Linked DNA regions of Mus musculus: all the other regions are linked to region 1. A link is a loop called in an ENCODE intact Hi-C map of the cell type or tissue named here. Cell type or tissue: heart. All regions are shown on one strand. Region 1 holds the start of Phldb2 (pleckstrin homology like domain, family B, member 2). Region 2 holds the start of Gm52249 (a long non-coding RNA gene). Region 3 overlaps Plcxd2 (phosphatidylinositol-specific phospholipase C, X domain containing 2). Region 4 has its middle 21 kb from the start of Gm15638.

Region 1 (8,000 bases):
ATGAAACGTCTGAAGACCATAAAGTGTTTAGAAGAATGATCCAGACAGTAAATGCTGTTTATAATAAATATCTGTGATGTTTTATTTCGGCCTGAATACTAGCAACTTAAATATTGCCTACTGAATGTATATTGTGCTAGTAGGCAAATTCATTAGAGAATAATTATCTAGGTTGAGTATATTGGTTAGCATGTTTCAGTCAGGGAAACATCTATAAGCACTGGATCAAAGCCATCATTCATCATATATGTGAACTCATGACAGGCAACGTTCTAGGTGTTTTAGTGATATAGCATAGGGGAAAAAGATAAACATCTGTCTGTCTAGAACTCCCATTCTAGTAAGGCTAAGCAGATGCTAACATAATTTAGGAGTACACTTTGTGATTTCTACACTTTACATCTAGTATTAGTATTGGAGTATTATCTAAAGGCCCTTCTGTGGGAGGCTGGGTCATCATCTTACCATACTGTTAGGAGGAGATGGTAAATTTAAGATTAAAGTGAAACTCTAAGCCCAACACTGTGGGACATGCCTTTAATTCCTGCACTCTGGAGGCAGAGTCATCCCGATCTCTGAGTTCAGGCCAGCTTGGTCTGCATGGCAAGTTCTAGGCCAGCCACTGAGATGGTAATACATTGTCTTAATGTTTAAAAATCAACAAACAAACAAAAAACAAAAAGAGAAAACAAGTGAGCTAGGCATGATAGTACACACCTTTGATTCTAGCACTCCAGAGGCAGAGGGAGGCAAATTGCTGTGAGTTTGAGCTAGCCTGGTCTACAGAGCAATTCCCAGGACAGCCAGGGCTACTCAGAGAAACTGTGTCTTCAAAAAAACAAAATAATGAAACGACAAAAAAAAATGAAGCTGGAAGTGAGGGAAGAATTAGTACTATCAGCCACCAACCCCACTCTCTTGTTCCCTAGGATGGGATAAGCAGTTCTTGTCTTCTACATGGGTGTGTGCTGCCTTATCACAGACATAAAGCAGCTTGGCTGAAACCTCCTAAACCCATGGGCCCAGAATACCTTTTCTCTTAATGAGTTTATCTCAGATATTTGTTACAGTAACAACGGTTAGAATACAAATTACAATTATAAACTAAAGAAAAGATATTGGAAAGGCAAGTTCATCTTAAACGTTTAGCAGAATGGTCCAGGAAGGCCTGAGCAACATGGTTAAATCTGAGCAAAGGAAGTGAGGGGCCGCTCTATACGATGCATGGGGAAGGGCGGGGAGCCTGGAACAGAGGGAGCAAGCTCTGGGTTCCTGAGGCAGATGCACAAGTCTCTGGAAATCTAATGCAGAGATGTTGAGGAGAGTGAGAGATAATAAGAGATACCGGGGGCATCAAGAGTTGAGTGAGAGAGGCAGGAGGCACTGGGAGGGAAGCCTAGCTCAGCAATGCCCTCCTAGGCCAGCACATGGGATTCAGCTTTTGCTTTGACTGAGCAGGGTCACCGCAGAATTGTAGGGAAAGGAGTAGTTGTGTTGCCTAATCTTTTACAATCATCATCCTGGCTTCTGTGTTGACCCTATCCGGTAAGAGAGCAAAGACTGGAACAGGGCAAGGGTAAGTCAAGGCAGTATGGCAGGTGAGCTCTAGCTGAGATAAACAGTGTGGTAGCAAGCAGCTGAAATCTGTGCTGATTTCAATAAGAGCAGAAAGGTCTTTCTGATGAGTTGGAGAGAAAAGAAATTCAAGGATGACGTAAGGTTTTAGACCCAATAGGAGGAAGACTGCAGTTGGAAAAGAGTGGCTGGAGACCGAGGAAGAGATTTTAGGGAATCAGTGTTGGAAATGGTAAATACGTGGTCAGAAGGCATCCATGTGGGCTGCTGCCAGGGGTCTGGGATTCGGGAGGCGTGGGTTGGGGTGGGTGCAAAGTTTGTGGAGAGTCAACTCATGATGGGACTTAGTTCTGTGGGGGTAGAGTGATAGCACCAGTGGAAGCCCCTAGACTGAAACTAGGTCCAGAGTCTGAATTCTGGGTAGTCAGTGCTTAGATCAGAAGAAAAAGGAAGAGAAAAGGGAGCTAAGGATCAGCTGGTAATTGCTACTGAGGAGTGAGATGCACACCCCCACCCTGCCCCCGTGCTGAGAGAATAGTGATGGAACTTGCTAATGCTGAGAGACACAGCCAGCTCTTGGTGCACTCCAGCCTGATCCCCCTACTCCTGCCCCCACAAGTCCCCAGGCCACCCCCAAATCTATTTCCCCTTCCTGGGGATACTCATGCTACCCACCTAGAGCCCTCCCCTTTACCTACTCTTTGGGCCTATAGATTGTAGCTTGATTATCCTTTATTTAGCAGCTAATATCCACTTATAAGTGAATGCATGCCATCTTTACCTTTCTGGGTTTGAGTTTCCTCACTCAGGATGATTTTTTTTCTAGTAGCATCCATGTGCCTGCAAATCATGGTGTCATTTTTAAAACAAACGAGTAATATTCCATTATATTACTGTACCACATTTTCTTTATCCATTCTTTGGCTAGGAACATCTATGTTGCTTCCGATTTCCAGCTATTATGAATAAAGCCACAATAAGCATAGTTGAGCAACCGTCCTTGTGGTAGGATGGATGGTCCTTTGGATATAAGCCCAAGAGTGATATAGCTTTGGATATAAGCCCAAGAGTGATATAGCTTTGAATATAAGCCCAAGAGTGATATAGCTTTGAATATAAGCCCAAGAGTGATATAGCTGAATCTTGAGGTAGATTGATTCCCAACTTTTGGAGGAGCCACCATATTGATTTCCACAGTCAGCCCTTGGTGTTTTGAGTCAGGCTTTACATAGCTCAGGCTGGTCCTAACTGGTTAAGAGACCCAAGCCTGCACGCTACTCTTGATCATCCTGCATCAACTGGTCAAGAGCTGGAATTATTGTCCCGTACCACCATACCTGGGAAGAAGCAATTTTTTCAGTTGCATAATTTAAGCTCAGGGGAATACAATAAAGGCAACTTCTGACTGGAGTATATGGGAAGGCAGAGAGTTGAGATAGCTTTTTGTAACAATTGGCCATCATTTTGCTATAGTTAAACAGGTAAGTGTATGGAGAGGCAAGTGGCTCAAGAGTGTCTTTCCTTTCATTGAGATGGGATAAATGATTTTAAGTTGATGGAGATGAGGTGAAAGGATGGGGTGTAAGTCATGTGAATTTAATAGCGTGGGATACCGAGGTGGTGCGTTGAGAATGCTCTAAAACACAAATCATCCTTATAGGAGTGGTTCTCATGGAAATTAGAAGTCAAAATTTCGGGGCTGGAGAGGTTGTTTGGCAGCAAAGAGCTGTCTAGCTTTTGAAGAGGATCTGAGTTTGGCTGTCAAAACCCTTGTGGAGTGGCTCATGGCCATTTCTGCTTTCCCTTCCTACTTGGATTCACGTGCACACACATGCACCAAAGCACACGCAGGAATAAATAGTAAACATTATTTAATCTTAAAAGTCATACTTTTGCTCAATAAAACATTTTAAATATGCATTTTATTAGTGCGTGTTCTCACAGCTAAAGGCATTGTGTATAGATGAAGCATAGGTTTATTAACTACTGGAAGTACCTACACTAGTACCCCTGTTGCTATTGCTACAGCCTTGAAGACATCCTTGGTGGTAGCTAAAACAATTTGCTAGGGCCATATTGTTATTAAAGAGCTTGCCGGTCCTGGACCTTGCGAGTTCCTCCAAGGTTCTTGTCTTTCTTTGACTTAACCCCACTGGGGCAGAACTTTACAAACATCCACATTTGCATGCGTCAAGACAGACTAGCTGCTCAGGGAAGCAAGGCTGAAAGGCGTTCACGTTAATATTGCTTCCACTGGTTATGTTAAATGTGTTGGAAAATGCAGAACCCTTTATGAGACATCCCTCCAAGGCAATCAGTATCACGGAGTTTTAAATCTGCTTGATTCCAGCCCTGACCCCAGGCGGTTCCATTGCCATTTGGCACAGCTGCTTTTCTGACGCATCAGGTAAACCTGCCCTGGGGAGAGCAGTCTATGGTGAAGTCACCTGGAGTTTCACAGAGCAGAAACTTCGTCCTGGGGAGGAAATCGCACTCCAGGACGTGTTGTGTTCTCTCGTCCCATTTCCACCTTATTTAAAAAAAAAAAAGAAAAGAAAAGAAAAGAAAAGAAAAGAAAAGAAAGCCAACAACAAAGGTTTCTAGCACATAGCTGCGAACGTAGCTTTGAGAAAGTGGAGCCTAGAGATGTGACGAGTGGCCAGGCCACTCCAAACGCAGTAAAAGCAGCAGCAGCTTAGCTCCCTAAGAACCTAGGCTCCAGGACTTCCTAGCTGGGAACTCCAAGGATCCGCTGCGGTGCCTCGAAACTCGGGTCGGGACCAGGAGGGAGCTTCGAGGAGTCCACCACCGCGGGCCGAGGGGCTCTGCTGAGTGTGACACAGAGCACCCAGGGTGCCTGCCTTCTGTGGCCGCCTGCATTCGGCCACCTTATCGCCCCAGGTGAGTAGTGGGCTACAGAGGGCCTGGAGGAGCCGGCCCGCATTGCCTTTGCGCACCCTGGTGGCTCCTTGGGGACACAGCCTCCCCCTCAGCCGACTTGGTAGCCGCCCGTCTCTCTGCGGAGGTCGGGGGCGGAGAGGAGGCGGTGGCCGCCCCCACCGGGAGGGGCGCCCGGAGTGCGCGGTGTGCGGCGGCAGGGTCTGGCTGCAGCCTGCGGCAGCGGCGGGGACCGGACTAGGACACAGGGAGAGAGGGAGGGCGGAGGCAAGGGACAGGCCCAAGGGCAGCGGGACCCGAGGAGAGAGTTGCAGTTCCAGAGAAAGATGAGCTGGTGAGTGGGCGCCCTGAGCGCAGATTTTCTTTGCTTCCCTTGCAGGCTGTAGAGACAAAAGCCCGGGCAGGGGTCCGCAAAGCCTAAACCTTACAGTCCTAGAGTGCTCTGTCCTCCATTGTGCACGGCGATGCGGGGTGGAGGCATTGTGGGGAAGGGGTGTCCAGTAGGGGTGAGGTTTTCGTGAGTGATTGGGTCGAAAAGGCAGGATTTAATTAAGGGTCCCGAAGGCAACTTTTGCGGAAAGTCTGGATTGCTTAGACAGAGATCTGGATTCCGGGGATAAGAAGATCCACAGCTGGATCTTGAGGAGTACGGGACTCAGATAGGACCTTTCTGAAATCGGCTTCTAGTTGTACTTTGTTTCTAGAATGAGGCTGCACGGCGAGCCTCCGGACCGAGATTCTTTCCAGGAGCTCCTGACTGTGATTCAGTTATGGTTTCCCTATCATCCCACACTGAGGGCGTGATGGTCTCTTTCTCTGTGGTGATAGCAGCTGCAACTCTGGGTAGCATTTCGACCCTCTGCTTCAGCCGCTCAGAGAGCCTGCTGAACTCTGGCTTGGTGCGCTCAGTAACTTCACCCTTGCCAGCAGCACTGGAAGCGGGGAGGACTTAGCTAACTCCCGCCACCGGCAGGAAATTAAAAGGCTGACGGGCTGTCCCTTCCCGGATTGGGGTTTCCTGTTTAAAAGAGCTTTATAAGTCCAACCTCCTTCCAGAGGCTCCTCTTTTACCTTTCTCACTTCAAAGAGGGAAGATTCCCACAGTCTTTTATGTGGACTAGCCAAGACTGGAAATCCTTTCGTCCGGCCCAGCCCTCTTCCCTAGAAGTCTTCCTTTTGTGGTATCTCAAGTGTTCTAGGATACACAGCTAGTCTCCTAGCCAGTCAGAGCTGTGAGGGTAAGTCTAGTAGAGACATAAAATGTGGAGTCCGTTAGTGTAAATATTCACACGTTTCCCCCTCCAGTGTATGAACATGTAAATTACAGATGTAAATGTTCAACTCTGACGCTTGTAACAAAGCTTCTAACTTGGGCTTCACTTGTGTGTTTGAGATTATTTTTCCTCTGGGCTTCAAACGACTGAATTTAGATGGAAGGTTCCAAATATGGTTCACAGTTTCATAGGGTTAAACGTTTGCCCTCGGAGCACTTGAATTCTTAGTTCCTGGTAGGCTAGCAACACATTCATTGGGTCTGAGGTAAATAATCCTTTAGAGTGGTCTACTATTTTAACAGAACATGCTTGGTGCCATTTGAACCTTAAATGTGCCATTTAAGGTTCGTTGAAAAGTAACAGTTGTGTTTTCCTGAGGTTCCCTTCCTGGACTTAGTTGTTTAAAAGTTTTTAACTGAATGGTTTTTTTTTCTTTCTCCTTATAAATACATTGTGGAATTTAAACATTGCGTATAATTAAGAAACTCCGCAGTCTCCAAACATTGACAAAGGCCTTTAAAAGAGAGGAGAGATGAGCCTTTGCATTTAGCTTGGTGTAGCTTTTACTCCAGAGGCAGGGAAGTTTGCAAATCCTAGCACGCTCACAAATGGCAAAAGGAGATGTTTGGTTAAGAGCAGTCATCCAGGGCAGGCAATTTGCAGGCTTCTGTCTGGTTCCCCACAGCTGGCAGCTGCTGCTCTTTTGGGGTGAGAAAGGACAGCAGGGCTATCTGCTGCATCCCTGCTTGGGGCAAGCCAGAAAAGCTAGATAAGAAGGTGGGTGAAGATGCAGCCCATCTCTTCAACAACTCTGGCCAAAGTGCGTCACTTCCCCTGGCATTTTCAGGAGAAGGGAGAAAAGCCAAAGTTGACTTGATGGAGCTTGATTGAAGGGCTTTTCGTTACTTTCTTCAGTGTTGTTGGCTCTATGCATGGTGGGTTGTGGAGTGTAATGGAGAACTCACTTCAGGAGTCTTTATTAGTTTTGCATCATTGTTTAAAGCCGTTGGGGCATTGTGGTTATAGTAATTGACCTTACAGGATGCTACATTTCAGCCCTTGGCAGAGAGGGGTTGCCTCAGGTGACAGGGAAAGACAGGAACATTGTACATTTTCCAAGAATACCTGAGCTTTATAAATTGTCATTAAATCTCTCTGAGCTTAATTATTAAATGTGGGGAAACACCTTTTGAGTGGTGTGCTTTGTCTTGAAAGCCCCGAAGTGTGTTTTAGCAGTAGTTCTCAGGAAGAAGGAGTGGCCTGCTGTCTGAATCTTGGCAAGTCTTTTGGTTATGAAGCTGAGGGTAGGAAGGTTCCATCAGCCTCCATTGAATAGAGATCTGGGATGCTGTTATATACCAGGACACATCTTAGCATCTAGAACACACAGAGAGCTATCTGTCTCAGACCCTGTTCTACGGCATTTCCCTAGGTCACGCAGATGTTAGTAAATTGGGGATCTTGATTTAGTTTAGATCTTCACAAATTTACTTAACTCTTGTTGTTCACACATACCACATCCCGCAAGCTTTTTCATCTGCCGTGGACCCTTCTGTCCTTAGCACTAGAAGTCTCTATATCCTGTAGAGATGAAGGACATTGTTAGGTTTCCTTTATGCTTTTGAATTGCCTAAAAATTGAATTTGAGCACAAGGGAGCCTCAGCGATCACTAAATTCAATTCTCAGTTCATAGATGATAAGCCCAGGGATTAGAGACTGGAAAGTCCTTGGGTGAGTTAGTGGCAGACACAGCTCTTGCTAGAGCCTGAGACTAGAGAATGTAATAATTGATATTTAGGAAGGCCAGACTTAAAAACAGAGAAACAAACCAAAGCAAAATCAAGAACAAAAACTGGGACTTGACCCTTCTTGAGAGTTTTAGCAAAAGCTTTCCCCAATTTGAAAATAAACTCCTGGATGCGGGCAGTAATGTAAGCCTGAGTGACTACAGAGCATATGTCTGGGTGTGTGTGACCTGTGACACCACTTCTGAGGCCTGGACTATCTTTTCCATGTCAGATTGAGCAACAGATGGTCCCACATACATAGCAGATGCTGTCTTTGAATGCAGGTACAAAATGAGCATCTGAGGTTTTCCTCCTTCGCCCTCTCACTGTGCCTTAGCATCAGAGCACATGAATGGGCAGTTATCTCAGACAGACGGGAAAGGTTATGGAGGGAGAAAGATCCCTGGCAGCTGCAGAGGGTGGGTGGGTGGCAGAGATCTATAAACTGATGAATGTGGATATAGA
Region 2 (8,000 bases), 52 kb after region 1:
TGGGTATGTGTGTGTTTTGCCTAGTCCATGCACCATGTGTGCAAAATCTCCAAGGAGTCCAGAAGAGGGCATCAGATCCTCCGGAATTGGGGTTGCAGATGATTAGGAGCCATTGTGTGCTGGGTATTAAGCTCCGGTCCCCTGGAAGAGACAGTGCTCTTACCTGCTAAGCCATCTCTTCAGGTACCTGCCCTAGTTACTTGCAGACAAGGAAGGCCTTAGAAACACAGGAAAAGTGTTTAATATCACAATGCAGTTCAGGTCTTGATATGAAATTACTGACAGCATTTCCTTGGTCTTTTATTTTATCTAATTTGAAGGCAAGTATTTTATTTACTTATTTAAAGTTGTACATATTATGAATTGTAATTCTATGATACTACATGAAATGTCAGCTATACATGTGCTTATACATACAAAATAAAACATGGATAAGGTATTCTGTTATATATTTACTAAGCATTTTTTTCTATTGGTTCTTGGTCTAGCCCTTCACTCCTCTTAAGGAATGACGGTCAGTTTATTTCCATGTGAACTCTTGGGATAAAGGTCCCCTGCCTGTTGCTATTCTGGGATAGAAACCATATCACAGATTCAGCCGCTATAAATGTAGAAAAACCCTGAACAAATATGACTTCCTGACTTCCACATGAACTCAGAGGGGATGTTCATTTAGTGATGCTCTAAGAAAAGGAGCATTCGGAGGCTGGAGAGATGGCTCAACAGTTAAGAACGCCGACTGCTCATCTGGAGGGCCTGAGTTCAAATCCCAGTACCCACATGGTGGCTCACAACCGTCAGTAATGAGATCTGATGCTTTCTTCTGGTGTGTCTGGAGACAGCTATAGTGTACTTACATATAATAATAAATAAATGTAAAAAAAGAAAGAAAGAAAAAGAGCATTCACCCACTCCATATCTAATCAAGCAAAGGAGAGGGGGCTGTTTACCTTGCTGACATTGTGGAGAGCCTCCATGCGTCATAGGCCCAGGCTCCCATAATCCCTGGCTGGAAGGGTTGAGAAGGCTCTTGCTTTCCTTCTAGTCCCTCCTTACTTTAAAAGCAGAGCTTGATTTGGGGAGAAAGTGTGCCGAGGCACATCTGGTATATATGCTTTTCTCCTGTCTTTGTCTATTTTTGACCATATTAAAAATAGGTTTTCAGCCTCCTCTATTCTGAGATTATCTGTGCTTCATCTGTGTATCTTAGCATACAGGAAGTAAAATAGTCGATTGAACTGAAAAGCGAATGTGATATTTAAAGGAAAGGCCACACTTCCTTACTTCTGGGAAAGTTTTTTTTTTTCTTCTTCTTCTTCTTCTTCCATTACCCAGATGGTAGTCATAAAACTCAGGCCATCATTTCCTTAGAACACGAATCTTGTTTGTTTCTCTGCACAGATACAGTGTGGCGCTGTGGGCATTCTCAAATATACACACTGAGCTGTGTGTTGAAACTGAAGCATAGGTCACTGTCCCTAACATATACTCCTGAATGGAAGCCGAAATTCTTTTCTACAATAAGCAAATGTTTCTGCATATGAAGTGGCTACATTTTGATCCTCATTATTATCTTGCCAGAGCACTACTTCCTCCCTTTGCTTCCCTCTTAGCTGGGGTTGGAGGAGGGGATGGGGGCAGGGGGAGGGTTGAGGGCATCAGCCTGGCTCACATTCCTCTCAGGTGTTAATTCCAGGGTTGAGCACATTTGCCAGGTCACATTTAGGGTGAGCAGGAATTGGCCCTTTCCTGGGGCCTCTTTCTTATGTTTCAAAGTCAGCTCCCTAGCTAAAGCAAGTCGAACTGGATCATGGGATTTGAGGATTAAACCAACTGGATGCCACATGGGACTTACTTTTTTTTTTTTCCTAGTGTTTCTTGATTACAGCAGTCATCTGTTCAGATTTACCTAGATTTTATACACAGAGTATCCATTAACTGTGTAAATGCACGCTAGGTAAATAAATCCCACAATCCCCATGGTTTCCGGATCACAGATGTAACCCTTGCTAAATCTGAGCGAGGGCTGTGTGCATCGGGATAGCCTGAGTGCCTACTCTGTGCTGTGATATGAGCTAGAGCATTGGAAAATTACAAAAGTGGATCTTCATTCTTGATACCATTGCTTTTTAAGCAAGCAGAATTGGGAGAACTAGCAATTATAAGCACAGGAAACTTGGTTATGCTTGAATTTTCAGCTAAGCGGAGAACAAGTCTTTAAATCTATACCTCAGGCAAAACGTGGATTGTTCTTACACAAAAAATATTAGTTACTCATTTGAAGTCAAATGGAACTGGGTGTCCTTTGTTTTACCTGGCATCTTTTCGGTATGACCTTGAAGCACCTGGTTTACTTGTGGTAAAATGATCTTTCTCAGTTACCTAGATATTTTGGGTATTGTTTTAGGATTCTCTGGAGTCACAGAACGTATGGAATGTCCCTATATATTAACATAATTTATTGTAATGACTTAACAACCTGCAGTCCAACTAACCCCACAATGGGCACCTGTGAAAGGAACGTCCGAGAATCTAGTAGTTGCTTAGTCCCACGAAGCTAATTGTTTTGGCTGGTCTTCTGTATCCTAAAGAAGTGGGTTCCAACAGATGTGCCAGCAAGTAAGTGCAAGCAGGAGAAGAAGAGCCAGTCTTCCTTCTTCCAATGTCCTTATGTCGGCCTCCAGCAGAAGGGGTGGCCCAGATGAAAGGTGTGTATTACAGCTAGATCTGGGATTTGATTTGTCCCAGGCTGACCTTGACCTCAAAGATTTGTTTGTCTCACTCTCCTGGTTACGGCTAAAGGCATGCTTGAATTGAATACCTTGCCTGGGAGCCACTCTCCCTCAAGATCTTCATGTCAAGATCCAGGTAAGGAACTTGTGTGTTCCAGGTTCAAGATCTGGATCACAAGTGTGCCCTCCATTTCTGGATTGTAGTTCATTCTAGATGTAGTCAGCTTGACAACCAGGAATAGCCATCACAGGCATGCTATTAGACATTCACACAAAGTCAGCAAGTTACATTTCAGTGTCTTCCTTTAAGAGTACAACTGAGAAGAAAGAAAACTTGCAGGAGTCTTCTAACCAAAAGATCTAGAAAAAGAAGTCCTGTTATGTTATGTGGATTGGTCTTGAGTAATTTAAATGAATATTGGCTACTCTTGCATATAAATTGAAATTGTTTAGGGTAAAAGTCCACACTTCCTGGTCTTTGTATGATTTGAAAGCAGTCATTGGCACCTGAACTTGAACTCTGTCCTCCTCCCTGGATGTTACTGGGCTGTAGGGTCTGTCACGGTTCATCCTTTGTTTGATTCACTCAAAGCATTTCGCTTGAATGTATTTAAAAAAAAATCTACAGTTGGGAACTTACTTATAATAGAGGTGTTTCTAGGCTGTGAAGTTAAAACAGTAGAATCAATGACTTTAGGACTTTTCTTTCTTTGTGTGTATGTCCCATGAAAGCATGACACTCCTGTGGAGGTTGGAAGGCTTCCTTGGGTGTTTGTTCTTGTTTGAGACAGTCTTTGTTTATTGCAGAATACACCAGGCCAACTGACCCTCCAGCTTCCCAGGCTGGTATCACAGATCCATGCTGCCACATCAGGGTCACATGTCTGGACACTCAAACTCAAGGCCTCAAGGTTGAGTCACTTCCCCAGCCCTTGAGAACAATTTTTTGATTGGTTTTTGAATGACCATTTAGTGTCATTGAGAAAGATGAAACTGTAATTGTCATTGCCTCTCTTAGTCCCAGACGACTAAGCCCAGGTTCTCAACTTGACAACCTGGACGAAAGCAGAAGGAGATTTTTAAAAAATGTTTCTTCATCTGTCTCGTAGCTCTGTAGTAGTGACTGAGACAAGATTTAGAAATATGATCAGTAAATCCTTGCTGTGTTATCCCAGTGTGTAACCAGAGCAGCAAACCCCTGGGCTGAAAACACTTGTCGGTAAAAGGACAATGTCTCTCTCCAGTGCTCTTTTAATCTTTATTGAATGAATGAACAAAATATCTGCAAAAAAAAAAATAGAGCCAGCTATCCGATTCTTTGAATTTTATATTCACAGATTCAGCTAGTCAAGAATCAGTGATATTTCAAACGACAACAAACGTCTGTCCTAAACACATGTAACAAATGCCATTATTTCCCTGACTAGTTCCATATAACAACTGTTTGCACATCATTTGCATTGTATTAAATATAATAAGTAATCTAGAGGTGATTTAAGCTATGCAGATAGATCTAGTGGGTTGCATGCAGATGCTACACCATTTTATATAAGGTTTGAGCATGTGTGGACTTTGTTTACCTTGGTGGTCCCAGAAGCAATCTCTTGAAGTTACTGAGGGACAATTGATCATGCCAACATTTGTACACTGATCTCTAATTTATCTGTAACTAGCTTACCATTGATTTTATGAATAGAGAGCTTTCAGGAGATCTGTCTTACATGTTCAAAACAGGCAGGACCTAGCAATGGGCATTGACCCAGCTGAATTTTGCCCACGCATCACCGGCAAACAAGGCAGACCTAGAACAAAGAAAGGCCCCTAAAGGAGCAGTCAGCCTCTGAAGTCACATTATTCTGTTCTTGGATTTATGACCATTCTTTTGTAATTTTGGGTTTTGCTGGAGAACACTTTATCTTTATATAACTTTATTTTTAAACAGAGCAAAGTTTGTTACATTTTAAAGTCATCTAATTCTTAAAAATAGGTTTAAATCTTAAGAGAAACAAATCTTTTTGAAAATAATATATTCATTTCTACTTTGGTGTTTGGGAAAATGCCCCTATGTTGATGGTCTTTAGAATAGAAGCCTTTACTTTCTCGGAGAAGGAAGGACACTCCATTTGAATAATTTACGTGTGAAAAGCAAGAATCATGGAACTCTGGAATACTTTTTTCCTTCCTTGTGGAAGGTGATGCCTTAGCTCTCAGTAGTTTCCTGCTCTATCAATAGAGCAGAGGAGTATTAGTTTCTTTCTGGCTCCAAGTTGTCCTACCCAGGGCTCCCAGGGAGTGATGTCACCTCTGTGATCTGTCTGAGCCCACCTGCAGCTAATCCTCTGTGTATCCTTCCCCTCTCGCTTCCTTTGCTCTGGCATTGGGCCCCAGTGAGCCTCTGCTCTGAGACCTAAGTGGTGATCAGAGCATTCCTGGTACACACCGTGAAGCCGCAGAAGGTTCTAATGGTGCCTGCTTGCATAATTCTTTTAACCTCGCCCTTGTATGGAATTGTGAAACGCTTCCAGCATCTCAGACTGAAGGCACTGAGTAAACATGAGGTATTTTATTTTACAAGTTGTTTGTTTGTGTTTATTGTTAACAATTTGAAATGATGAACACATAGAGTAATGATTTGGTAATGTCTTCCAGTCTGAGACCCGTTTTGGAGGACAGTGGCTTTCCATATTACCTAATAGCTCATCTCTCTTTCCGACCAGAATAACTTTATATTGTAGGTCTTGCCCCTTTAGTATTTAATTATGATGCATAGTCTATTTTTTAATTTTTATAATTTTCTGTCTAGAACTAGAGTTGCTGTTAAGTCTGATACCCGGTATTTAGAAATAGAACTCTTTTTTGGATACGCTTATTTTGCTGTGTCACTCACTGTCTTTGATCCACAGGAAATAACACTCTCTTAGCCAGAAATCAGCAAGTGTGTGTATTGCTGCTTATATTAAGGACCGATATGGGTTCTGAAAGGAGTGACTAACTTAGCAGACTTGGTGCATTCTGCTCTCTGTGAGCAGTTTCTCTGTTAGTTGTGTACTGATTTTCTCTAGTCATACAGTGAGCAAATGAACTGTGGGAACTTGGGAGAATTGTCTTGTACATTGTTAATGCTGTTGTAGAATTATTCTAGGTTGGTAAAGAGGCAGGCTTCTCAACTTTATGACAACTGGGTTCAATTATTTGGAGGAAAATAAAACACATTCGTAAAATACCTTTGAAATTTAAAGTCACTTTAAAAATGGAGACTTTCCTCAACCTAGGTGGGTGCTAATGCCACACTGTCTTAGATTTGAACAATAACATCTTTTTCATGAATCTACCTATGTGTTTATGCCGGAAATCATGACTGTTTGTATAAAAAATTACAAAAAAGACAATCTTACAGGATTGTTTGAAATCTTCATCTTCTTAAAAGGATCTTTTGTGACCGAAGAGGCACACATAAGTCCTTTAACTTACTGATGAGGGTAAATCTCAGTGGATTTGTTTACCCTGAGAGTTAAGTAGGAAAGATTCTTGCCTAAACTCCCCTTCAAATGGTGTTAAATTCAAGAGAGGCTCTGTGGGCCCATACTGTCACTGCATGTAGTAGCGACCAGTTATATCAAATAGAATGAGTCACTTCCCTCTTTTCTCTGCTGGATTTTGGGGTCTCTCCTTCATTTCCCATGGTCAGTCCCTCCCTCCCTTCCTTCCTTCCTTCCTTCCTTCCTTCCTTCCTTCCTTCCTTCCTTTCTTCCTGTTTATCTTTTCCAGGGAGAGGTGTCATTGTAAGGAAACTTGTGTCTGCAGGGTCAATGTCTAAGCATTGTCTCCAAAGTACCTGACTCTACTCTGTTGAAGCTTGAATCAGCCTGGCAATCATCTCTCTTCTCTTCTCTTCTCTTCTCTTCTCTTCTCTTCTCTTCTCTTCTCTTCTCTTCTCTTCTCTTCTCTTCTCGCCTCGCCTCGCCTCTCCTCTCCTCTCCTCTCCTCTCCTCTCCTCTCCTCTCCTCTCTTCTTTCTCTCTCTCTCTCTCTCTCTCTCTCTCTCTCTCTCTCTCTCTCTCTCTCTCTCTCTCCCTCCCTCCCTCCCTCCCTCCCTCTCTTCCTCCCTCCCTCTCTCTCCCTTCCTCCCTCCCTCCCCCCTCCCCTCCCCTCTGTACCTGAGTTAGATTTTATCTCTGGATTTTCTCATTTCATCTCTGAGTTTTCCCCATTGCTAGAACCATTTCAGAGGGAGGAAAAGGTGGCCAGGAGCAAGCCTAGAGCACCTCTGGCTGGAGAACAGAAAGTTCCCGAATCAATCTAGTGAAGGCTCTGGCAGTTTGGATCAAGAGGGTACTTAAAGGCAAATCAACAGCTCCCCTGCTTTATCCAGTTTTCAGACAAAGGACTCTTGGCCCAGAAAGCATATGATGTAGCTGGCACCTCTTTTGTTCCTTGTGGGCCATGGAGCAGTGCTGCTCATTCTTTGCACACACACCCCAGACCCCCACCCCATGTGTGGTAGCAGGAGGGAGTGAAGAAATAATGGCAGGTGTCCGTACCTGGTAAGGAGGCTGTCTGGAGAAGGCAGGATCTTCCATTCTGTTCTTATCTCTTGGCCCTAACCACTAACAAGCTATGTTTGTTCATTCCTAGTGTTTGCTTGTGCCTGTTTGTTACCACCGGGAATGCCCGCTAGCACCTGCCTGGGGTATGAAGGTTAATACCCATCCTTCTCTTTTCTGATCTCTGAACTTCAGGAGAAGGTAAAGCTTGATGCTGAGAGGGAAAAGCTAGAGAGGCTTCAGGAGCTGTACTCCGAGCAGAAGACCCAGCTGGACAATTGTCCTGAGTCCATGAGGGAGCAGTTACAGCAACAACTCAAGAGGGTCAGTAGCAAACAGGAACGCACTGCTGGTTTGTTTTGTTCTTTGATATTAAGTTCCGCTTACCTGTGACTTACTGCTTAACAGAGCATACATTTGCCTAAGATCTAATTTTTAGATCCTTAAAAAACATAGATATGCATGCTAACAAATATATATGACTCTCTGTTAAATTGGTTGAAAAATTCCTTGTTAGGACGGTCTCTAGTTCATAATACAAAACTGTTTCTGGAGCCACCAAGATTGTAGCTTTTAAATCAACTGACATCTTCCGCTACTGTATCGTGAGTATTGTTTATCCTTGAATGTCTTTCCTCTTAGCTTGATTTTATGCTCTTGTTTAAGCATTACCCTATTCCGTTTGTACCACCGTGCCTCAGCTATTGACTCTTTTCTTCCTGCTG
Region 3 (8,000 bases), 120 kb before region 1:
CCCTGAGTGAGCGAGCTCCACGTGGGGCCTTCCATGTCTCCCAGGCCATCCTCACGCCAAGAGTGAAGACTATTGCTCGAGGCCTGGTGGGGGGCCTCAAGAACACACTAGTTCACAGGTAAGAGGTGGCTCCTACCCCACGGGTAGGGTTTGTCTTATTGTTTCATTGGTGGTGGTAGCTGGTTGATTGTTTGGTTTGGTTTGGTTGATTGGTTGGGTGGTTGAGTTGATTGGTTGATTAGTTGACATTTTTGTACAGTTTCGACTGGCCTTGAACTCACAATCTTCCTGTCTTTGCTTCCCTGATACTGGACTTACAGGCTTACATACTTAGTGCTATCCCCCAGAAGAAGTTTCACACATACAAACTCCCTCTCCCTCTCCCCCTCTCCCTCTCCTCCTCCCTCCTCTCCCTCCTCCTCTTCTTTTTCTCCTCCTCCTCCTCTTCTTCTTCTTCCTCCTCCTCCTCTTCCTCTCACCCCCTCTCTCTCCCTCTCCCCCCCCCTTAGGCTGTGGAGATAGCTCCATTAGTAAACTTCTCTTACAAGCATGAAGATCTGATTTCTAGAACCCTTGCAAAAACAATTCAGAGCACAGTGAGCCCACGTGATCCCAGAAACCAACAAGTAGAGAAGTAGAGACAGCTGGGTGCCTGAGGCTAACTGTCTGACAAACCTAACTTAATTGGCAAGTTCCAGGCCAGCAAGAGACTCTCTAAAACCAAATGGATTATATCTAAAGAATGAGAGCCATGGTTGTCTTCTGGCCTCCCACACAAGTACATACACATGTACCTACACACAACTATATCTGCACACACATCTCACACACACACACACACACACACACACACAAACATTTAAATTGATTTTATTCTGAATAAACAACAGTAAAACTTTGAGAATTACAAAAACATAAAACACACCATTTTGTAAAGCTGTGGATTCTAGGGGTAGTATAGGAATAGCACTCTAAGAATCCTTTGATACTTTATTAAAATGTTTGCACTATTCCATAAATATTCACTATATTTTGATACTATGACAAGTACTCTGAGCCAATGTCACCCAGTGGCTTTTTTTGTTGTTGTTGACACACACCCATGGTGATCCTCTTACTGCCCACACAGCTGACTGGGATAATCACTGTTAAAAAGCACTAAATAAAGTTTGTCATGCTTCATGCTAGGGACGGTGGGATGGTCCTCCAGGAGTTTGTTCTTTCTTCTTTCATGACCATGATTGAGTCTTGAGTACCATGCCACAGCCTCAAATACTTGGGCTAGGATTAGGTCTGATATACGTATAAACGAGGATGATCCAGTTATTTTGTATGAGATGATATTCTTCGTCCTGGGCACCAGTGAATGATGGATAGAGGATGGCAAGAAAGCATATTACATGTATATGAACATTTGGGTATATATGTAGATTGTTTATGTGTATAAGTGTGTATGTGTATACATATTTGTACATGTATGTGTATAATGTATATGTGTATATATGTATATGACAAATATGTATGTAGAGGGATATTATAAATTCACTTTTCAGTAGGCTATCCTTTGTAAAACAAGTTGAAGAGACATGTATTTAGGTTTTTTAAAAAAGATATTTACAAGTATCTGTTTAGTTCTTGAGTTCTAGGTAGTGACTAGAATTTGAATAATGAAAGGTGTGTTTAGTCACATCACATGTCCAGTTACATGCCCAGTCATATGCCCAGTCCGTCAGTCACATGACCATTTACATGACAGTCACATGACCAGTCAGTTACATGCCCAGTCAGTCATCCACATGCCCAGTCAGTCACATGCCCAGTCACATGACAGTCACATGCCCAGTCACACGACAGTCACATGCCCAGTCACATGACCAGTCTGTCACATGTCTAGTCAGTTACATGCCCAGTCACATGCCTAGTCACACTCATTTGGTTCTGAGTTTGAGAAACATGGTTTCATATAATAGCCATGTGCTTAGTCAGGTGTTTTAAAGGCAAGCAAGAACAGTGTTCTTGCTTTGTGCTGAGAACTCCTGATAATGTCAACCATGGACTGAAGATGGGCTCATTTCCACGCAGCCCTTCAAAGTCTTAACGAAATTAACTGTGTTCAGCTGGCCATGGTGCTGCACACCTGCAATCCCCAGCAGTTGGAAGGCTGAGGCAAGGGATTGTGAGTTCAAAGCCAGGAGAAGCTATGACTAGGCTAGATGCTAACACTCTTTGGGAACAAGGGTATGGTAGAGTGAAACCCTGTCTGTAGCCCAGGCTGGCCTCAAACTGACTGCTTGCAGTCCTCCTGACTCAGTCTTCAAGAGTGTTGGGATTCTAAGTGTGAGCTAACAAGCGAACCAAATGAAATCAAATCAAATCAAACAATCAACCTTAATTCAGTGTGATATCTCTTAAAAGGACCTAGAATTATGCGTTTTTTTAAAAATATATGTTCAAGTTCCTATTCCATTTTCTTCATTCTTTGTAGCTTAATGTTACTTACTCATTCAGTAAAAGTGAAGTTTTCTGTATGTTCAGAAAAACAGAAAGAGTACCTGGGAAGAGGCAGATGGAGAGACACAGAGGACTCCTGTAGCCTTTGCCCCATAGTCTTTTAGCAAAATCTAACATGAACATTTCTATACCTGAGTGAAGACCAGTCCACTGCAAGTCTGTGTGGGCCGCCAAAGAGGCTATTTCACACGAAGGATAGGTCCTTTATTCTGAATAAAAGGCACCCTTTTGCAAATGCTTTTATTTGATTCTTAAATCCGGGCCAGTGTTTTGACGTGGAGAAGGGGCATGCCATGTAAGGCCCCTTGTGGGTCCTAATATACGACAGTATTCAGGGAAGCTAAATGATCCAGCATCACAGATTACAACTAAGATTACAGCCCCTGTGAGAGCCAAGAGCCTGTCAGGTCTGCCGGGCTTCCGTCTGTGTAGTGCTGGGCACTGCTGTGAGCAGAAAGAATGTCTAAGCTTAATTTCCTAGTGTTTCTAGGCCCCCGTGATTGAGTTAGTAGTCCCTGGATCTAGTCAGTTCACACTAGTTACAGCTGGTAATCCACACTCTCACTAGTCTCATGTCCTGCTTTCTTAGTCTTGCTGCCAATGAATGATGCCTCTCTGTTTAATGGTCAAGAAGATGAGCGCAAAGGCAATGTCTCCCAGCTGGTAGTGAGAATGTGTCCCTCAAATGAGTAGCTCTCTTGGCATCCTCACTGTTTCTGGTCATGGGAATATTAGGAGTGTGATCCTACATTCCTGTGCCTACACATCAGTGGAGCAGGAACGTGGCTGTGGTTAGGAGTCTGTTCCCAAGTGCCAGCAAATCACATGACTGTCATTTCACAACTGAATAATCGTGGGCTCTCCCCCTGAGCACCAGCGCCCTGAAGGCTGTCTGTACTGGCTAACTGAACAGGGATGCTACATAGCTGATTCCGAGCACTGATCAACAGCTCAAAGCCAGGGAAGATCCAGTGTGTCTTCCTACTGGGGACCAGGTAGTTTCCTTGGTAGGAAGCTAATTCCCAACTTTCAGATCCACTTGGAACATGAGAGTCTCTTGTTCACGTTGGTTCATCACCCTGGAAGAAAGCCACAAACATATATAGACAATTCAGCCTGGATTTCTGTTGTAGCTTTCCTCAGACTGGAAAACACCTGATCCAAAAGGCTCGCAGTGAGTCAGAATGCAGTCAGGAGGCCTGGAGTTGAAACCTGTAGGGTCCCTACTAATGTCATTGAATTATGTCCCCTCTCTTCAAATTAACCAGTTTTAAAATAATAATATTAAAATAATAATTCAACCAGGTTTAGTGGTGCATACCTTTAGACCTAGCACTCCAGTGGCAGAGGCAGACAGATCTTTGCGAGTTCAAGGCCACCCAGAGCTATGTACTGAGCCCCTCCCTCAAGTTAAGGTGAGTACATTTAGAGACATTGCATTTTAAAGAGAGAATTAAGTTAAAAGGCTATTACGGTGGGTTCTAATCTACTCACATTGAAGTCCAAAGGAAACTTAAACCCAGAGACAATAGAAGAGAAGCAAGACAGTGTAAGCCTGCAATCCCAGCATCCATGCAGAGGAGGGGACAGTCAAGGTCATCTTTGAAAATGTAATAAGATCTCCAAAAGCACGCAAAAGGCAAGAGACTACAGGAATATGTGTGTGCATACAGAGAAAATGACACATAGGTTGCTGAGGGGAGGGCATGAGGAGGAGGAAATCTCCTGCAATAGAGAATAAGGGCTTCAGAAAAAACCCAGCCCAATAGCATCTCAACCTTGACTTGTAGCCTCTAGAACAGGGGAAAATAACTCCAGTTCTTTGAAGTCAACAGTGTATATGCTGTTATGACAGAGTAAGTGAGCTAACACAGTCCTCTGGACAATCGGGTGTCCCTGCACATGTCCTTGAGGTCTCTGAGATGAGCTTTTCTTCACCACTTAATCTGGAAAGTATGGATTTATAGTCTGCAAAGGGTCGGGGCTGCCTCTACCTGGCAAGTATCATTCCCCCAGAATGACCAGCAGGTGGCGCAGGATCTCCAAACATAGGTTCTGGCCAGGGATCCTTTGAATCCTAAATGTTACAAGCTCACTACTACTGTGTCTTTCACGTGGGACGGATGGGAAATTTTGGCCTTTGTCTGAGAGTTCTGTGTTCTTCAACCCCGCTTCCCAACTTCACAACTTCGTTGTGTGGATATATAAGAGGTTTCCTATCCCTACTCCCCCAAATGTTTCTCTTTCGACCTCTTTACTCTTTCCTTTATGATACCTTTCCTTTGCCAAATACACGACACTGCTCTAAGCAGCCATTGCTCTGAACACTTTCCATATACTATCTTTCTGATTGATCCTGTTTCACAGGGAAGAGTAGCTGACAGACAAGGAATTGTAGTCAGTTAAGATCATCAAGCGTCCCAACTAAAAGTAGAAGGACTTTTGTACCACAACCAGCTAATACAATTTTTTTCTAAAAAAGTGATTTGATCAATAAGACTATTTCAACTCATGGCAGTGAAGTCTCTGCTGACTGAGAGAAGAGCTGAGGTCTTAACATCACTTTTTCTAGAAGACTACGAAATGAGGGTACATCAAGCTTCAGTGGAGGATAGAAATGGGGTGCGGGGAGAGCCAGAGAGTAACAGAAGAGAGGGACGGACCATGGATGTTAGCTAGAGCAAATCCAACCCAAGGGATTCCTAGACGTGCAATAATCAACTGTAGGCCAGTTTCTACCTTCCTTTGCTGGGTATTTCGTGAGCTGTGTTTACTGTTACAAGATAGCCAGTAGCCTTGATGGTTCTTCTCTTCCTCTGTGGCTCCTCACACGTAGGTCACACTGGAATGAAAGTGTTATTTACATCATGAGCTCTGAGCCTCTGACACACCGGAAGTCTTCTGTTTATCAAATAACCCCAGCAACTGTATTCAAGAGACAGCTGATTAAATATTAATCTACTAAAGAGCCATGAGCAGTACGAGGATAACTATCTCTGTGGAAAGTGAACCCTGGCCTTTTGTAAAAAAAATTAACTGGTAGTTTTTAAAAAGTAAGATAAAGGTGAATCCGCTGAAGCTTTCAGAAGGAACTGTGGAAGGAAGGAAATCTTTGTGAATTGGAAGTGAATGTGTTTCTTAAGCAAATCACAGAAATTTAAAAAAAAAAAATGATGGGGGATTGGAGGGATGGCGGGAGTTACGAGCACTCACTGGAGAGGTGGCTAAGCCGAAGACACAAGTTCAGCTCTCAGCCTATAACTTCAGCTCCAGGGGATCCAACTCCCTCTTCTAGATTCTGTGAACACCTCTGCACACACATGCACATACCACCATGAGGTCACACACACACACACACACATGCATACATACACATGTACATGCCCCCATAAGGACATAGCCACATAAATAAATCTTTTTAAAGAAAAAAGATAACAAATTGCACTCCATCAAAATTAAGAAATCCAGGCTTATCAAAATATTTTGTTGAGAAAAATACAAGGTAAAAGAAATGTCTGCCAAATATATCTGACAAAAGGCTAGTATCCCAGATGTAAAAATGTTTCTAAAACTTAACATTTAAAAGAAGAAAGAAGGAATAATATCAAGCCATATTGTGTGAAACTCTCAGAGAACAAATACAAAACTGGAAAATAATAAAAAATGATTAAAAAGTAGGTGGAAGAATTGTTAAAGTGATGAATACATGGATACTTGCAAGAAAAGGGCACACAAATCCAGTCTGTATTCCCAGCAATCCTTCTGCTTCAATCTTCCATAGGCTAGGATCACAGACATGCATGAGTGGCCACACTTATTTTAGAATGACTAGATTTCACAACAGTAATGGGACCAATTTTTAGGGAGAACTTTAACGGTCCGGAGCTTTCCTGTTCTGTTGTTGCAACTGTAAAGTGGGGTGGCCCCCTCGAGGAAAGCTCTGGCAGTTTCTTATAAAACTAAATATAAATAAACCCTTGATTTTTATCCAAGTAAAATAAAAGATGATGCCCATAAAAAAGACTCATAAAAGAATGCCCATAATAGTTTATTCATAATGACTGCGAATTAAAAACAGTCTGTGTGCCTATCAATAGGAAAATGGATAGGTTGTGTTGTATTCATACAGAACGACGGTGATGTGCTGATAGATACGTGGCAAGCAAAATAGTAAAATAGCAAGAGATAGGGGCGGGTCCATTTACTGTAAAACCTCATTCAATTTGCCATCTGTTTGAATTTTTTTATGAGGAACCCTAAGAACCTAACAATAGAGGACTGATGGACTCTGTGTTACGAGGTCCTTCCTGTTAATGTGGCTGTCCATTTGATGCTAGAAGCAGATAGTCATTTGCATAACAGAAACCTTGGAGAGGTTAGTTCTGGTGGAAGCCTGATCAGTATGCATGGAGATATAAGGCTTATGTGTTTCTGACACACATTGTGTCGTGACAGAAGCGGCTCATGCCCTTTGCTGCTCTTGTCACTTTAACCCTAACTATCTGTTTATCCTCTTTTCACCTAACCCTTTCTCCATGTAGGAATCTCCCTGCCATCCTTGATTGGGTGAAGACTCAAAAGCCTGGCGCCATGGGTGTCAACATCATCACATCTGACTTCGTGGACCTGATAGACTTTGCCACGACTGTGATTGAGTTGAACGACCTCCTAGAGGATCGAGCTCTGACTAAGTGTTGAATTCATGCTTTGTTTAATTTGAGGTTGAGGTTGTTGATATAAGGTAGGATTCTAGAGGGTTCTAGGAAAGATGACTCACTTGTAGGCAGTCACGGGGAAGTGAGGAAGGAAAAGAAGGCCCTCTCTTTCCTCACATAGCTACTTGGACTTAAAAAAAAATCTAAGGGGTTTCCATGCATTTTCCCCCAAAGACACTTTTACAAACTTAAGTCTAAGAGAAGAATGCATGTTTCCTATGGTTAACATCAGGATCTCCCCAGTGGCTTGTGGTGGCAAATGGAAGATGGAAGCATCCTTTTCAGGTTCTGTGGGCTATGCAACATCCTAACTGGCCCAGCTTCCTCTTGTCTTCTGTGGTCATTTGAGCCTGTGTGAAGACTAAGTCAGAAAGGCATTCCTGGTCAGAAGAATGGCACATGTGAGCGTGGACCATCCTGAGAGCTCTCTGCCATCAACCCAGAGCTCTAAGGGGCTCCTATGGAGCCAAGAACCAGGTCTCTCATGAACTGTACAGTATCACCACTTTCTACGAGAGCAAGATATGTTTATTATCACAGTGCTCAGCCACAGGCTGGCTCTGCATATCTTGGGCTAGAAGTGGGCACCTTTATTCTTCATATAAGCAGTGCACCCTACCCTTGGCATCAGAAAAAGTATTTTCTTATTTTAATGTATTTTGGGCCCTATCTTTAAAATGATAGGGACAGTAGTTGGAAAGTCTTTTCTGTGAGGGCCCAATACAGACTAAACATGCATGTTGGTTGCATGCCAGAGTTCTTTGATTTCGTTCT
Region 4 (8,000 bases), 80 kb before region 1:
TATTATTGCTCTTATTAATCTGGACTTTAGAACCCAACCTCATACCTAAGATGACAATATTTTTCAAGCCAGTCATTTAACTTTTGATATGGCAGCTTCACCATTATAAAATCAGAAATGAGATATTCCTGATCTCACCAGGTTGTCATAAATATGAAATGGAATCGTGTTTAGAAAACTTTGTCACAGTGGTGACACAGCATAGTATGGCCCTGACACAGATCAGCAATAGGCATTATGTATTAATTAAATTTGCATTATCATACAGTACTGCCTAGCCAGCACATCATGATGTTAGTATTTCACAAAGTCAGAGGCTTTATACTGTTCGTCTTTATCCTACTGTAACAGACTCATGCTAGGATCTGAAGTTCATCTCCCCAGACTCCTGTGTTGAAATCCAAGCCCCGTCAATGTGATAGCATCAACCGATTTCCTCCTTCACCCTCATAGATAAGCAAGTGTCTGCCATAACTCAGGAAACAGGCCCTCCTCACCAGTCCCCAAGCTTGCCAGAGCTTTCACTTCAGACTTTCCAGCCCCCAGGTATATGAGAAATAAAATTTCTGTTGTTTCTGCGATAGATATCAATCTATGATGTATCCTTATGACAATCCTGAAAGAGTAAACAAACAGTTATGGTGATATTTGTTTCAGAAAATAGAATGCCCTTTAGTGAGGAAGCAGAGTGATGTTCTGGCAACAGTGTAGCACTGGAGTTGAACACACCTCAACTTGACCCTGATGCTGCTATGCTGCTGCTTCTTAAGTTGCCTGGCCTGCGGCAAGTTTTGGAATGTCTTTGAAATCCCGCTTTCTGTTTGTATAGTGGAGATAACAGAACTTACCTCCTAGGGTTACAGGGAGGATATAATGAAACAATGTTTGGGAAGTCCTTGACTTCTGGTCTGCAGCCCAGAAATGGATTTTAGTCTGTGACAGAAAGACCCACTGCCCCCACCCCCCCCCACTTGATAGAACTGACTGGAATAATTACAACATCTGGGAGTCTTATCCAAAATATTTTTCCAGTGACAGAGTACAGGAGAAAACCGCCTGGTCCATTGTGTATTTTTGTCTCTTGTGCAAGACTTGGCTTGGTGTATGATTTACAAATAGATGTCTGATTATAAATTAGGGGCAGGGGTATCGGGAATCTAGATGTCTTCTAGCTATCACACTTTTGCCCCATGCAGCTAATTGGTAGCACAGAAGTTTTGTTTGTTCTTATAAAGTAGCTGAGTCAAAGTGGTCCACTAATGCTCACAATTTCATTTCAAGAAGGTTTAAAATTATGTGTTGAGGAGGGCGGCAACATCATAAATTCCAGGGAAGAGTTACCTTCAACGCTCTTAAAACTGGGCTCCAGTGACCCCATCAATAAAGGCACAGTTGTCCAACAGAGGTGCTATGACCTCAAGGCAGGTTCATGGACATTACCCAGACTTGGACCCTCACCTTCCATCCTTGCATTACTCAGACTCTGTCTTCCCAGTCTTAATTCCCACTTGCTGAGTGAGGAGATGCTAATCCGCCTGTGGTGTCCTTGTAAAAGAAATTGCACAATCTCAGCTGCTGAGAGGTGAAGATGCTCCCTAAGTCTCTCCTTTCCAGAGGCCCAGAAGAGCAGAGCAGAGAAGCTTCTCTCTGCTTTGGGCCAAGGGGGATCAAAGTCTGAAGCTTAGCTTCCAAGCAACGTTGGGATTCAACTTTTTCTTGGCAGACACGAAGCACCCGTAACCTTTGCCTCATCCCGCCACACCAATGTTCTGTAGCTTCTTACTCCTGATCAATACACTTGCTGGAAAGTAGGAGAAAGTAGCAAGGTTGGCATTCACAGTGTTGGAGGGTCAGGGAGGCACCCAGACGGCCATCTAGAAGGCTCTGAAAAGTAGGTGGCCATTGTAGAACACCCTTCCTTTTCTCTATACCACTGGTTGCTTCCAGAACAATACAATTGAAAAGGTGATTTATAGCTAATGTCCATGCAAAAAGTTATTTTTTAGCTGGCAAAATGAACCTCAGATGTTAGACAGGGAAAACACGTCCAGAAAACTCTTTTGTATTAGTTTCCCTTAAAGAGGAAAACCAATTGGATATCCAGTCCATACTACTTTAACTCCAGTCCTTAGATACAAAATTAAGGCTTAAAAAGCAAAGAGATAATACATTCCCTGCTTCCTAAATCACTCTGCTGCTCTATTAGACAGCATCAGACTTGAAGTGAAGACCAGACCCAGCTCACTAGAAACTGAAGTAAAGGGCGGGGGTGGGGTGGGGTGGGGTGGGGGACTAAGTCCCACTCTTTGAAACTTGAAGTGCAAAAGAAGAAAAACAGAATGAGTGCAGCAGAATCTACCTTAGTGTTTCATCGTTTCTCTTTCCTCCTCTCCACTTGCAGACAGCCTCTCAAACACACGAACAGACATATCCCCCCACAGCTTTCCACATACATCAACAGACACCCCCTCACATACAAGAACAAATACCCCCTCACATGTGTACATACATGTGTGCATTCACATACACCCTCACATACTATAAAAGGAAGACAAGTAACCCTGAATCAGAATACTAACAGTTTTTTGTTTATTATCTACAAGATTTACCATCTTCTTCATATTGTTCATTTTCTGCAAACTAAGGTTGATAATATTTTTTTCTTATAGCAGTGTTGTTAGATCAAATAAAACAACAAAATGTATTTTATAAACCACAAAACAGCCATTTAGTCACTTGTTTCAAGAAACTTAAAAACCCAGAGAAATTAGGGCACCTTCTCTCAAATTCCCACTTGTAAACATACATGTCGAACATGTCATAGGTCTATGGAAAAGTTTTGCTGGTCTTGTTTTTCCTCCAAGACTCGACACACAAAAGGACTTGGGCATAACAAGCAAAGAGCAGCTGTGTTCAACTGAGTTCTCGGAGTCTCCTGACCTGAACCCTTCCCATCAATGCAAAGACATCTGTAAACATCTGTTGTTTTTCTATAGTCCCAAAGTATGCCTTTTGCAGAGTGTTGACATTACATTTGTGAGTCAAATATTTCCTGATGTAACATAGAATTTTGGAAAGGCATTTTCATAATGAGCAGAAACTTTCAAATATTTTTCTGGAATTCAGTTTCAAGGAATTGGAGAATAGAGGACACAACCATATTTTTGTTATCTGCAAACTCAGATGATAATCGTAACTTCTATGTCTATCAGTAGTATCTAATAGAATAGTTCACATGCAGTTGTTTAAATGCACAATGAATTTTCGGTGGTCTTGATAACTTGATTATCCTATTCCCAGCGGCTCTGCCTTTGCCACTGTCAGGACTTTGCTTCTGATGGGAATTACTGTGGCTGACATTCCCTAAGTCATTGCATTTTTGTCTGACTACTAAGTTCCTACAGAAATAGTAGTTTCTGTAGTGGCTTAGGCTTAGTTTGGAAGTTTGTATGCAGTTTTGGATGAATTGGGTGACGTAGGGGAAGGAAGAACTGGTAAGTGCTGGTAGCACACGAGAGAGATTGCGCCTTAGACGCTCATTTTGGAAGAAGGGGAAGACGGCAGCTGGTTGATCCTGGTTGGTATTTTCCAGGGGATGGTTATTAAAAGATAGAGTAGATAACATCAACTGGGGATACTTACCCCCGTGAGAAAAAGCCTAGGGAAGCCATTTGTGTCATAAGCTGAGTGATATCCAGGATGACTGCCTAACATAGCTTTGGGTGATTGTCACAGAAGATTCCAGAAAGCAAATGGAATTTCAGCATGATCTTGAATTAGAAGCCATATACATGAAGGAACTCCAAGGGTTTTTAAGCATAAAGTTCTGGTAGGTTAACCTGGACACAATGACGGGCTTACTGAACTGTAGTGTACATCAAGACAGAGGTTTACAGATGCTTATAGTGCACTCTGTAAACAGCAGACTGATGTAATGAGGGGTTTGTACAGGAGAGAGTTGTAAGAGGACAGCAGATTAGAGCCGTGCTACTAAAACCATACACTACAGAGCACTCATTTCCTCTGCAGACCAAGCTCTACTCTATGAGTGATAACAGACACACCAGCTCCAAAAGATGCAGGGAAAGTAGTGGAGCCCTAGAGGGCTATACATTGGCCCATCAGCCAGCCAGATAGCCCTTTCCCCATGCCCTCTGGTGCTGCTGTGAATAACAGAGTGCAGGCCACTGTGCAGGCTGTGTTGATGGGCTCATGTGAACAAAGGTTGGCAGGACTGCCTGGGATTTCAATGTCTTATTGAACAAACTCATCACCCAAATCCACCCCCAAGCTTAGAGCTTGCTCTGCCTTGGCGGCAATCTAGCATTGCCTTGCGAAGCCCACATGCAAAGTCCCAAGAGACAATGCTTGGATTCATGTCTGGAATGTTTCCACCTACCATGGAGCCCACTCCCACTCCTCTGTGTCTGAGGAAGAGATTCAGAAGTGCTCAAAGAGCCCTCTGGCCATCAATGAGCAATTTATAGTCTTTAATTATGGGCCAATGCAAACAATACTTTTACTGAACTGCCGCCTCCCCTTCACCCCTGACCCATGGGCAGACACGTGGCAGTGAATGTTGCCAGATGGAGATTGTTTCTGGAAAGCCACATTTAACAGGACTTTATTTATGACCCAAGAGCTGCACTCATCCATTATCCTATGGCTGGACTTGTGCTTAGTGTCTAAGCAGCTCCAGTCTCGAATGTGAAATACTTTGGGTTTGGATCAGATCCTGTTTATGAAGGAGAGGAGACTTTGTCCCCTCCAAAATTCCCTTGCCAAGCCCAAGGACTATGAAGGAAGTGGGGAAGCCAGCCCAAATCATTAGGTAATAAAAATGGGCTGAAAGGGAACCCAAAACCCAAGTAAACAAACGTTCTCATTTGGGTCCAGTTCTTCACTCAGCAAGTCTGCCAGACAGCATCCTCTTCCTCTTCCCCCATCTTCCCAAGGGTTAGAAAGATGAACTCTTTTATCTCAGCAGCTCCTGTTAACCAAGTGTGTCGTTTCCCCATCTAAACATTTCAGGGCTCCAGCTCAGGCATGTGTTAATGTCTGTTCCCAAGTAACAGAGAAGAGGGCTGAGATGATAGCAATCAAAAAGACGCTCAGCTTGATGGGAGTGTCTTGGAGAAGTTGAATTCCTCATTCCCAAGTTTCCCAGGCAGAGAAGTGGCACCTCTAAAAACACATGCAAGAAGTCCTCTGCGCTCTGGATATGGAACACAGTCTAGGGCACGAAGCTTTAGAGAGCTCTTTTTTTTGATTTGCTGTGTATAGATTTATCGTCACATTGCGTCGATATTTAGCCACAACATTCAGAAAATATCTAGGGTAGACGGTTGGGAAATTGATGCAATTCCTTTAGTTTGATCAAAGACTGATGTCACAGGGGATGAGAAGGTGGCTCTCAGGGCAGAGTGCTTGCTTGCTACTTAAGTATGTAGGCCTTGGTTTGATCTCAGTATCTGGATAAAAGCCGGGTATGATGGTACATGCCAATCATCCCAATGCTTTGGACGTAGACATAAGAGGAGCTCACAAGAGGATTGCTGGTCAGCCAACCAGCCAAATCACTGAGCTCACGTCCAGTGAGAAAGCCTGGCTCAAGAAAAACACACAGATACCTCCACGCTCAGATGCACACATGTGCACATGAGGATCACTAGCCCTACGGTGTGGACTATAACAAGTATGATAGCTATTTATTTATGCAATATGTTTCAGCAAACCCATAGAAACGCATTGTTAAACTTTAGTTATTTTCACTTCATTGGTTTTCATATTATGTTTAAGAATTCACTTTGCTTTCCAGTACTCTCATAAAACACTTTAAAGAAAGAGAAGGATCTGCATAAGTGGAAAAAGTTAGGTAATGAGAAAGACAGTCCAGAGCCAACAGCTGAAGATCTTTGGCTGTGTCCCAAGGTCCACGCTTCCCCCCTGTGGAAGGTGCTTCCTCTGGGAGGGTTCTCATTACATCATCAATGTATTTTTTCCAAATAACAAACTCCCTGGAGTAGGAAATCTGCCTGGGGAAGCATTTATCATTCCCAAGCAACTTAGACGTCAGATCTTTGTAGAAAGTATTCTTTTTTATATAGTTTCCCTGGGGTGTGTGTGTGTGTGTGTGCATTTATGTATGTGTTTCCTCTTTCTTTAAAGGTTATTAATTAGTAAGACATCCCAGATTTAATTTGGCTTTTAATTTGTTACTATTCTAATGCAAATACCGAGTGGCTGTCCTTTGGGAAGGTGTGGTTTTGATGGTTTTTCCTCGAGAAACACTTCTCCTGATTGAAGTATTCACACACTAACACACATGGAATATGCCAAATTATAAGACTCTAGAAACATACTTGAAAAAGATGGATAATATACAGCTAACAGAAGCCAGGGTGAGGATCTCTCCTCTCTTGGAGCAGAGAGCTGGTCACAGTGGGCTTCTACAGAGCAACCAGGCTGATGAGGCAGCTGTAGTAGGGGTGAGAAAAGTCAGTGAATCCAGAAGACTCAGGGCATCCAGGAATGCTTCATCCAGTGCTCAGGAGTCTCCTTATTCATGGATCACCAGCCCACGCAGACAAAACCACTGGCATTGCAGCAGTCCTGGCCTTTGAGAAGGAACTTTCTAGGTTAGTTAAATGTCTTTACCTTCCCAGGAAACCTGGGAAGAACTTCTATGAGCTTAATGGTATGATAATAAAAACTGTCTGTCTCATGTTTCTTCGAACTAGACGTGTCAGTGCCGCTGGTCCCTTCTGAGGGCTGTGAAGGAGGTTATTCTCCTTAGCTCCTGGGGTTTGCTGGGGACCTTGGCTGTCTTGCCTTGTAGATATGTCATTTCAGCAGCCTTTCGTCTTTCTGTGGTATGCTTCCTATGTAAACACGTGTCCCGAGTTTAAAGCCAAAGCCGCCTTCCTCTTTTTTTTCCCCTCTTATTGAAAACAGATTCTTTTCTCATACAGTATATCTTGATGATAGTTTGCCCTCCCTCTCCTCATCCCAGTTCCTCCCCACCTGCCCTCCCCTCTGGATCCACTTCCTTTCTGTCTGTCATCAGAAAAGAAAAGACTTCTAAGAGATAACAACCACATATAACAAAAAAATCATAAGATGATCCCAAAACTATCATATCGAAGTTGGACACAAAAACCTGGCAGGAGAGAAAGAGTCCCGTCAGCAGGCACAAGAGTCAGAGTCCCACTCATTCATTCAGGAGTCCAGTAAGAATGCTCAGGTAGTAGCTATAATATATATGCAGAAGACCTGGCACAGACCCATGTAGGCCCTGTTAAATCTAACTTCTTCTTCTTTTTTTTAAATCCACCTTCTTAATAAGACACTATTTACATAGGATTAGAATTTGCTCCCATAACCTCACTTGGCCTTGGAAAGATCTTTAACCTCAAATAAGGCCAGAGACACAAGTATAATAATTAGGACTTCAGCATCCTTTGGGAGGACATGATTGAACCAGTAACAGAGAAGGTTTCTTTTAAATGCCGGTCCTAGTTCAATGGTCACCCTTGACTTGTGTCTTAGTCAGGGTTTCTATTCCTGCACAAACATCATGACCAAGAAGTAGGTTGGGGAGGAAAGGGTTTATTTGGCTTACACTTCCATATTGCTGTTCATCACCAAAGGAAGTCAGGACTGGAACTCACACAGGTCAAGAAGCAGGAGCTAATGCAGAGGCCAAGGAGAAATGGCTTGCTTCCCCTAGCTTGCTCAGCCTGCTCTCTTATAGAACCCAAGACTACCAGCCCAGAGATGGTCCCACCCACAAGGGGCCTTTCCCCTTGATCACTAATTGAGAAAATGCCTTACAGTTGTATCTCATGGAGGCATTTCCTCAACTGAAGCTTCTTTTTCTGTGATAACTCCAGCTGTGTCAAGTTGACACAAAACTAGTCAGTACAACTTGCTTATTTTGAAGTTATCTGGCTCAAAATAACATAATGTCACGATAACAAGTGGTTATTTTTCTTTTACAA

Evidence for each region. Hi-C counts contacts between places; a loop is a spot of excess contacts. Peaks named below come from ENCODE experiments on the same cell type or tissue, not always from the same donor. Only the 100,000 strongest peaks of a DNase experiment are listed, where the experiment ranks them.
Region 2: it touches region 1 in a loop (2.3-fold over the local background); 6 of 42 quality-filtered maps call a loop at or near these places.
Region 3: it touches region 1 in a loop (5-fold over the local background); 22 of 42 quality-filtered maps call a loop at or near these places.
Region 4: a loop joins it to region 1, with 6 times the contacts of the local background. A loop is called at or near these places in 5 of 42 quality-filtered maps.

Annotation. Positions count from the first base shown.
Region 1 is chr16:45,841,015-45,849,014 of GRCm38, reverse strand. Phldb2 (pleckstrin homology like domain, family B, member 2) reads left to right here and starts at 4,637. Exons shown (of 18, transcript NM_153412.4): 1 at 4,637-4,807. In heart, a CTCF peak has its summit at 4,535; DNase peaks (open chromatin) are centred at 4,634 and 5,424; H3K4me3 peaks cover 3,337 bases; H3K27ac peaks cover 2,828 bases.
Region 2 is chr16:45,788,588-45,796,587 of GRCm38, reverse strand. Phldb2 (pleckstrin homology like domain, family B, member 2) reads left to right here. Exons shown (of 18, transcript NM_153412.4): 6 at 7,471-7,599. Gm52249 (a long non-coding RNA gene) reads right to left here and starts at 1,057. Exons shown (of 3, transcript XR_003951924.1): 1 at 951-1,057. In heart, a CTCF peak has its summit at 50 (motif pointing right); no DNase peak of the experiment used is centred here.
Region 3 is chr16:45,964,227-45,972,226 of GRCm38, reverse strand. Plcxd2 (phosphatidylinositol-specific phospholipase C, X domain containing 2) reads left to right here. Exons shown (of 4, transcript NM_001134480.1): 3 at 1-118; 4 at 7,053-8,000. The coding sequence ends at 7,209. Gm15638 (predicted gene 15638) reads right to left here. Exons shown (of 3, transcript NR_152226.1): 2 at 5,251-5,353; 3 at 857-3,590. Among named protein-coding and RNA genes, the nearest start is that of Gm15638, 23 kb to the right of the region's middle. In heart, a CTCF peak has its summit at 4,526 (motif pointing right); a DNase peak (open chromatin) is centred at 4,566.
Region 4 is chr16:45,920,702-45,928,701 of GRCm38, reverse strand. It overlaps a transcript of Phldb2 not described here. Among named protein-coding and RNA genes, the nearest start is that of Gm15638, 21 kb to the left of the region's middle. In heart, no CTCF peak of the experiment used is centred here; DNase peaks (open chromatin) are centred at 4,801 and 5,921; H3K27ac peaks cover 775 bases.